Linked DNA regions of Homo sapiens: region 1 is linked to region 2. A link is a contact called in ENCODE Hi-C or POLR2A ChIA-PET data. All regions are on one chromosome and are shown on one strand. Each heading gives the region's core, a stretch centred on a gene start or an enhancer-like site at or near the end of the contact. The rest is flanking DNA. Distances are from core to core; before and after follow the strand shown. Region 1 has its middle 29 kb from the start of GRTP1. Region 2 overlaps PCID2 (PCI domain containing 2).

The links. A loop is a pair of places that touch in the nucleus more often than their neighbours do. ChIA-PET counts read pairs that join two places held with the same protein, here RNA polymerase II (POLR2A). Pooled maps may share reads with other maps.
Region 1: a loop to region 2 is called in a pooled map, with 14 times the contacts of the local background. The contact joins two enhancer-like sites. A Hi-C loop is called at or near these places in 3 of 50 pooled maps. POLR2A ChIA-PET finds 5 or more read pairs at or near these places in 2 of 52 experiments (Panc1 and activated CD4-positive, alpha-beta memory T cell).

What each region holds. Positions count from the first base shown.
Region 1 is chr13:113,391,470-113,395,423 of GRCh38, reverse strand. No RefSeq gene overlaps it. Among named protein-coding and RNA genes, the nearest start is that of GRTP1, 29 kb to the right of the region's middle. RefSeq lists silencers at 1,033-1,142, 1,153-1,502 and an enhancer at 1,420-1,961. Within about 2 kb of position 1,308, at least 14 of the 41 ENCODE cell types and tissues checked have a DNase peak (open chromatin) inside an H3K27ac peak, as active enhancers do.
Region 2 is chr13:113,184,710-113,188,778 of GRCh38, reverse strand. PCID2 (PCI domain containing 2) reads left to right here. Exons shown (of 14, transcript NM_001127202.4): 8 at 3,219-3,294. Among named protein-coding and RNA genes, the nearest start is that of PCID2, 22 kb to the left of the region's middle. RefSeq lists enhancers at 1,030-1,324, 499-1,698. Within about 2 kb of position 1,343, at least 15 of the 41 ENCODE cell types and tissues checked have a DNase peak (open chromatin) inside an H3K27ac peak, as active enhancers do.

The DNA of each region.
Region 1 (3,954 bases), core at 59-2,558, 210 kb before region 2:
TCTGTCCAGCGTGGTACTACTCAAGATACAGCCATAAGTGACACAAATGTCCACCAATTAAGAGATTAGTTGGCCAGGCGCGGTGGCTCACGCCTGTAATCCCAGCACTTTGGGAGGCCGAGGCGGGCGGATCACGAAGTCAGGAGTTCAAGACCAGCCTGGCCAACACAGTGAAACCCCGTGTCTACTAAAAATACAAAAAATTAGCTGGGCGTGGTGGCGGGCACCTGTAATCCCAGCTACTAGGGAGGCTGAGGCAGGAGAATCGCTTGAACCCAGGAGGCGGAGGTTGCGGTGAGACGAGATCACACCATTGCACTCCAGCCTGGGCAACATTGCAAGACTCCCTCTCAAAAAAAAAAAAGAGATTAGTTAAATAAAGTGTGGTGTCTTATTCAGTGAAATAGCAGTCATTTAAAATTAGCTGAGGAAGAACTTTGTGAAATGGAAAATATTGTACCATTTAATGTTTAAAATCCAATATAAGGCCGGGCGCAGTGGCTCATGCCTGTAATCCCAGCACTTTGGGAGGCCAAGGAGGGTGGATCACCTGAGGTCAGGAGTTCGAGATCAGCCCGGCCAACATGGGGAAACCCCATCTCTACTAAAAATACAGAAATTAGCTGGACATGGTGGCGGCGGACGCCTGTAATCCCAGCTACTCAGGAGGCTGAGGCAGGAGAATCGCTTGAACCCAGGAGGCAGAGGTTACAGTGAGCCGAGATGGCGCCATTGCACTCCAGCCTGGGCAACAAGAGTGAAGCTACACCTCAAAAAGAAAAAAAAAATCCAGTATAAAATAGTAGATTCAAATATGTAAATACGTGTGAAGGGGGCAAAGAAAGAGAAACGCGAAAAAAGGTGAGCAGTGGTTATCCACGAACACCCGATGTGTAGGTGTGTTTTCCCGTCGTTATCTGTCACTGCTTTCTGCGTTAATTTAAATGCACTTGCATCACTTTCAGGATCAGAAAATAAAGGCCTATGTGTGACCCTGGGGCGCTGGCGGGGGCTGGACGGAGGCCCAATGCCCCTGTTGCCCATTGTCTCCAGGCTTCTCCAGGACTCGGCTTCCCGCCTCTCCTTTGGGGACCGCACGAGTCACTGGGGGAGGCTCCGCGGGCAGCAGGTCTCTGGGAGGGGTTGTCGCCCCCTCGGTGCGCAGGGGAGCGACGGGTCCCTCCTGCACCTGCAGGGACAGGCCTCGGGCTGCACCGTCCCGCGCCCGCCTACCCCGCGCCCGCCTCGCCGGACGCCTCCTGCCTGAGTCCGCCAGGGGGCGCTGCCGGCCTCCCGGGCGGCGGCTGCTGCAAGAGGAAGCCCCGGCCCGCGAGCTGCTGCCACATCCGGACGCCGCCGGGAGCCGCCGGGAGCCGCCGGGGTGGGCGGGAGTCGGGGCGGCGCGCAGGTTCCCGGCCCCCTAAGGGACGGTTGCCTTCCCCAGAGCCGGGGACACAGGCGTACGTGCGGGGACCTCGGCGCTGGCCTCCGGGCTTCTGGAGCCCCTCCCTGGTGCGGAGCGGGGACGGTGACCTCCTCGTGGATTCTGGGAGGGGCAGCCTTGGCATCAGGACCTGGAAGCCGGAGAGGCTGCAGGGCTTCCAGCCATGGCCTTGCCACCGGAGGTCACGTAGTGTTTCCACATTTCCTTAGTGTGTACATGTGTGGGTCCCTGTGTTGTGGAGGGCTGTGTCTGCTTGGTGTGTGTGCACACGCGTGTGTGCATGGGTGGGTCCCTGTGTTGTGTAGGGGCCGTGTCTGCTTGGTGTGTGTGCACACGCGTGTGTGCATGGGTGGGTCCCTGTGTTGTGGAGGGCTGTGTCTGGGCAGGCTGTGTACACACCCATGTGCATGTGTGATGCGCACTGGGGCACTTGTCTGGGTAGTAGAGGTGGAGGCCTGTGTGGCCATATGTGCAACTGTGTGTCCGGGTGCGTGTACCACAGTCTTCCCTAAAATAGTAATACTGGGACCTACGTCATGGGGCTGTTGTGACCGCGTGTGGCACTCCATGTGGGGTGGCACAGCCAGGCGCTGATCCGGCCACTTTGCCAGTCGGACTGACTGCGTGTCCTCTCCTTAGGGGTGAGAAGCTTCCTGGCATCGGGCCTGGGCTCCTGAGCCCCTGAGCCAACCGACTGATGGTCCCTGGGAGACAGCCCCCGCCCTGCTCCTGCCCCCCACACCTGAAAGGCTCATTGTGTGGGTTTGCTGTGCTCCACAGGGATGTAAACCGCCCCTCCTTTTCCCTGTTCTGTCTGTGAGAAGGTGCCAGGGATACTTTTTTTTTTTTTTGAGACCAAGCTTCACTCTTATTGCCCAGGCTGGAGCGCAATGGCGCGATCTCGGCTCACTGCAACCTCCACCTCCCAGGTTCAAGCGATTCTCCTGCCTCAGCCTCCCGAGTAGCTGGGATTATAGGCATGTGCCACCACACCTGGCTAATTTTTTTTTTTCAGCAGAGATGGAGTTTTCTCCATGTTGGTCAGGCTGGTCTCGAACTCCTGACCTCAGGTGATCCGCCGGCCTCAGCGTCCCAAAGTTCTGGGATTGCAGGCGTGAGCCACCGTGCCCAGCCCGTTTTTTTTAAGAGTCGGGGTTTCACTTTATCGCCCAGACTGGAGTGCAGTGGTGCAATCATGGCTCACTGCAGCCTCAACCTCCTGGGCTCAAGCAATTCTCCCGCCTCAGCCTCCTGAGTAGCTGGGATCACAGGTATGCACTAATTTTTGTATTTTTTTGTAGAGACAGGGTCTTGCTATGTTGTCCAGGCTGGTCTTGAACTCCTGGGCTCAAGCAATCCTCCTACCTTAGCCTCCCAAAGTGCTGAGATTACAGGCGTGACCCACGGCCCCCAGCCAGGGATACTTATGGAGGTCCCTGGGCAGTTCAGGTAAAGAGGATCCCACTGCCAGGCACGGAGGCTCATGCCTGTAATCCCAGCATTTTGGGAGGCTAAGGCAGGAGGATGAGTTGCGCCCAGGAGGTTGAGGCTGCAGTGAGCCAAGATTGTACCACTGCACTCCAGTCTGGGCAACAGAGCAAGACCCTGTCTTAATAAAAGAAAAAAGAAAGAAAAAAAAAGGCCGGGCGCGGTAGCTCACACCTGTAATCCCAGCACTTTGGGAGGCTGAGGCGAGTGGATCGCTTGAGCTCAAAAGTTCAAAACCAGCCTGGCCAACATGGCAAAACCCCATCTCTACAAAAAGTTAGCTGGGCATGGTGGCAGGCACTTGTGGTCCCAGCTACTTGGGAGGCTGAGACAGGAGAATTGCTTGAACCCAGAAGGCAAAGCTGGCAGTGAGCTGAGATGGTGCCACTGCACACCGGCCTAGGCAACAGAGTGAGTGAGACTTCAACAGGATTCATGAGAAGAGTCTGTTTTTAAAGCACACCTTCCTCTTCTAGGACTTTGATAGAAGGAGGTTAAAGTGCTCTGTTTCTGTGTCTTCTGAGAGGGTGGCCGCTCCCAGGGCATACAGCCCTCACCATTTCCCCCTTTGATGGACAGAGATGAGTTTCTTCTTAGCAGACTTTGGCCCACCAAGCCAGAAATGTGTCCAAGAAAAGCTCAAGGAGGAAAGAGAGTCAACCAAATTCACTTTCGGAGCACCTCCCACAGTAGAGAGGTTACGCGGGCTACAAAATTGTATGAAAACCTCCCTACCCTGGAACTTGGGTGAAGCTTGAGGACACCATGCTGAGTGAAATTAGCCAGACACAGAAGGACAAATTCTGTGGGATCCCACTTACGTAAGGGTGACAAGAAGGAAGAGGCTGAGGTGCAAATTATGATTTAAAGAGTTGACTTGAGCCAAGGTGAGGACAGCTGCCTGGGAGACTCGAGTGGCCTTGGATATGAGCCCCATTAGGCCTTTATTACAATCAGGATTTTAAAGGCAAAAAGGGGAACAGGGAGTGGCTGATACAAAGTTGTTTTTCAGGAATTCTTGT
Region 2 (4,069 bases), core at 94-2,593:
AGAAGCAGGAGTGTGGCTCACAAATCAACTTCTCTACTCCTGAGGGGTGAGGGGATTGAAATAGAGGGTTTCTTGAATGAAGGGGTTGGACATTGAAAGCAAGGGGAAGAATATTCATGGCTTTTCTGGAAATGGACGGTGAACTTCTGGGAGCTGAAGCACTGCCATCTTTTTGTCCTTTTACGGCGTCTTCCCGTCATTGTCATGGTGATTGTCAGCCGCTGTGGCACTGGTGGGAGTGTCACGGAGCATGCAAATGAGGTTGTAATGAAGTTGGAGGCCCTGCAAAGGCCAGGTGGACTTCCACTTAGCATCCTGCTGGTCTTAGCTGGTTTAACCAAGAGGGGAGCCTCTGACCTCAGGCATCCTATTGCTGAAGATAGGCAGAGTTTGAGTTGTGCAACTGTTCAGCCAAGCCTACAAGATGTATAGTGCTGTGGGGGTAACATGGCCTCCCTACCCAGCCTCGCTTCAGAACTTTCGTACCAAGGCTGGACTGTAGAAAAGTCCTTCCTATGCCATGGCACTTTCCCACTGAGGCCTCCCATGGGTGCCGTTTCCTTTGCTGGAAGGTTCTCCTCGACTCCTGGCAGTCTATACTCATTTAAAGGTTTCCGCCTTCTCTAAAGCCTCTCACTGCTGGACTTCACGGTGGATCAGATTTCCCTTTTATAAACATTCATAGCAGACTGTACATTTCTTTCACTGCGTTTACCAAACGATTTGATGGCGAAGTGCGTCAGGGCGTGGGCCTTCTCCATCACTAGCGTTCCTTGCACCCCAGGAGCTCAATCCGTGTTTCCTAAATGAATACTTGACATTTCGCTTGATCGTATATTTTTGCACAGCAGTGATCTTCACGACCTTTGATTAGGCAGTGGCTTCTCAGATACGACAACAAAAGCATAAGCAACCAAAGGAAAAAATTAATTGGACTTCATCAAAATTAAAAACTTTAGACTTCAAAGGACATTCTCAAAAAAGTAAAAAACAACCATAACCTAGCAAATAATACATCTGATAAGGGCCTAATATCCAGAATATATAAAGAATTATTACAATTCAACAGTAAAAAGACAATCCAATTCAAATTCTTTAAAATGTTTAAAGAATTTGAAAAATCTTCCAAACAAAATACGCAAGTGACCAGTAAGTGCATGAAAAGATGCTCAAGGTCATTAATCACCAGTGACTTAGTCACCAATGACTAATGCATCAGTCACTTGAAATGCACATCAGAACCTCTGAGAGCTGCCAGGCCACACCCAGTGGGATGACTGTAATCAGAAAGACGGGCGGCGCCAGTGAGGATGCAGGGAGACTGGAGCCTCGTACACATCGCCAGGGGAACAAAAACAGTGCAGCTGCTGTGCGGAAATGGGAAGGCAGTTCCTGAAAGTGGGACGTAGAGCTACCATGTGACCCAGCATTTCCACCCTGAGGGGACACTCAGAAGACAGGGCAGATCCCCAGTGACATCTCTTTCCCGTTGGGGTTTGCTTTTGTCACAGTCTCCAATAGAGGTCATCATTCCTGGTGCCAGACCAGCTACGATATTACCATGCGTGTAGCGTTTTACGTGAGTTACGGAGTACTTGTGTGTTTTGTTTGGTTTTTCCATAGCTCTTTGAAGTCATAGAACAGTATTATTATTTGTCTCCGTTTTCAGATGAGGAAAACGAGACCTTGAGAGACTTTTGTTTGAGGTCATGCACGTAGGGAATGATAAAAGTCATAGACCTGCTTAGAGCAGCTCACAGGCAGTTATAAAACAGGGTTTGATATTTTAAAATTGTATTTTTACATTATTTTAAGTGTTTCTATATGGACACATTTTGGTCTTTAAGAGTAATTTTATGTTCTGTGGCTTGTAAACCACCTGCTTGTTTTCTGTACTGGGCACTTTTGTATTTTTGTGCCTTGACTTTGAGTGATTTTATCATTTTGTTAACACCACAGAGTGTACTTCGTAAACCGAGATGGCGTGGCCTGCTACACACCCCCGCTGTGTGGCGCAGCCTGTGGGTCCTAGGCTGCGAGGAGCAAGAGCTGCACTAAATGCTGTAGGCAGCTGGAACACAGTGGGAATTATTTGTGTGTCTAAACAGATCTAAACACAGAAAAGATGCAGTAAAAATACAGTGTGAGACTCCGTAGGGCCCCATCTCACATGTGGTCAAGTGTGAGACTCCGTAGGGCCCCATCTCACATGTGGTCAAGTGTGAGACTCCGTAGGGCCCCATCTCACATGTGGTCAAGTGTGAGACTCCGTAGGGCCCCATCTCACATGTGGTCAAGTGTGAGACTCTGTAGGGCCCCATCTCACATGTGGTCATCTGTAGTTGACCGAAATGTTGTGTAACATGTGACTGTTTCCAGGTTAATTGCAGACAGTGGCACACCCTCCCCTAGGTTCTTCAGTTTCTGTTTTTTCAGTCTTTTGAGGTAAAATTTGCATGCAGTGAACTACCTACAGTATTATCTGTCTGCTTGCTGCTGAGGTATAGGACATGATTGCCACCCCAGAAACTTCCCTCATCCCTCATGTGGGGCAGGCCCTTTCAGCTGTCTGGATTTGTTCCACTGTGGGTTGCTTCCTGCCTGTTCGGTGACTTCATGTAAATGGACCACCACAGTGTGTACTTTTTGTGTCTGCCTTGGTGGGACTCATCCTCTTTGTGTGTTTTACTGGTTTGTTTTGTCGTACTGATGAGAAGTATTTTTCCATTTTTCTTTTCTTTTTTTGTTTTTGTTTTTTGAGACGGAGTCACGCTGTGTCACCCAGGCTGAAGTGCATTGGCCCGGGTTTGAGTGATTCTCCTGCCTCAGCCTCCTGAGTGGCTGGGATTACAGGCACACACCACCATGCCCTATTTTTCCATTTTTCAAAAACGGTTTATAACAATTAACTTTTACGCATTGTTGCTGCAAATGAGGCAGTTTTTAGCTGGTGCCGCGGAGGAAGGATGTTACTCAAGTAGTTAATTGGGATTTTCCTGGTTTGTTTTCTCTTTTATTTTTACCCATCAGGTAAGACATCTTTTTTCATAATGTTATTTTGTTTGATGAATATGACTTGATATGAATAAGTTGATATGAATATGACTTGAGCTTTGGGACTTACCTCAAGATATTAATTTGTTTAGGCAGTTTATTTTGTGATTTATAAATAAAATTTTTATTTCCTATGTAACTTAAAAAAAATTATTTCCCCATAGCCGTGCTGGTATAGAGGACTCTAAGAAGTGGGGCATGCTGTTTCTGGTGAACCAGCTGTTTAAAATCTACTTCAAGGTGTGCTTCTGTTTGAATCCTTTCTGTCTTTACAATTTTCGATTGTCCTGGGCTTCCCACATATCATATATATATCAGCTAGCCTCCCTGGCGTTGCTTGTGAAATGATCATAACCGTATTCCTAGTCCTAATAGCAAACATTTGTTGAATGCCTACTAGGTGCAAGGCACTATTCTGAATGCTTTACAAATGTCTTCCTGTTGACAATCAGCCCTCTGAGGTTAGCGCTCCCAGCCCCAGAGGAAACGAAGGCCCCTGTGTGTGAAGCAGCTGTCCCAGTGTGGTGGAATTGGGCTTTCAGTGCAGGCGGTTTCACTCCAGAGCGTTTTGTCTTCTGTGGTCATAATTAACTATGGAAAAGCAGGCACGTAGATGGATAGATGGATAAAGAAACCATTGCCACATAAAGTCAGTCAGGTGAAGAGCAGCCCATCACGTGTCAGCAGCTGGGACTTGTGCCTTCTGTCCAGTGCCTTCCACTCCTGTAGAGCACCCCACCTTCCTGCCGGTGCTGCATAAGCACAGGCTCCTGCAGGGCTGCGCCCCCTGGAACGGCTTCCCAGAGCCTCCACAAGCACGGGCTCCTGCAGGGCTGCGCCCCCTGAAACGGCTTCGCAGAGCCTCCACTAGCACAGGCTCCTGCAGGGCTGTGCCCCCTGGAACGGCTTCGCAGAGCCTCCACTAGCACAGGCTCCTGCAGGGCTGTGCCCCCTGGAACGGCTTCCCACTGCAGGGCTGCGCCCCCTGGAACAGCTTCCCAGAGCCTCCACCAGC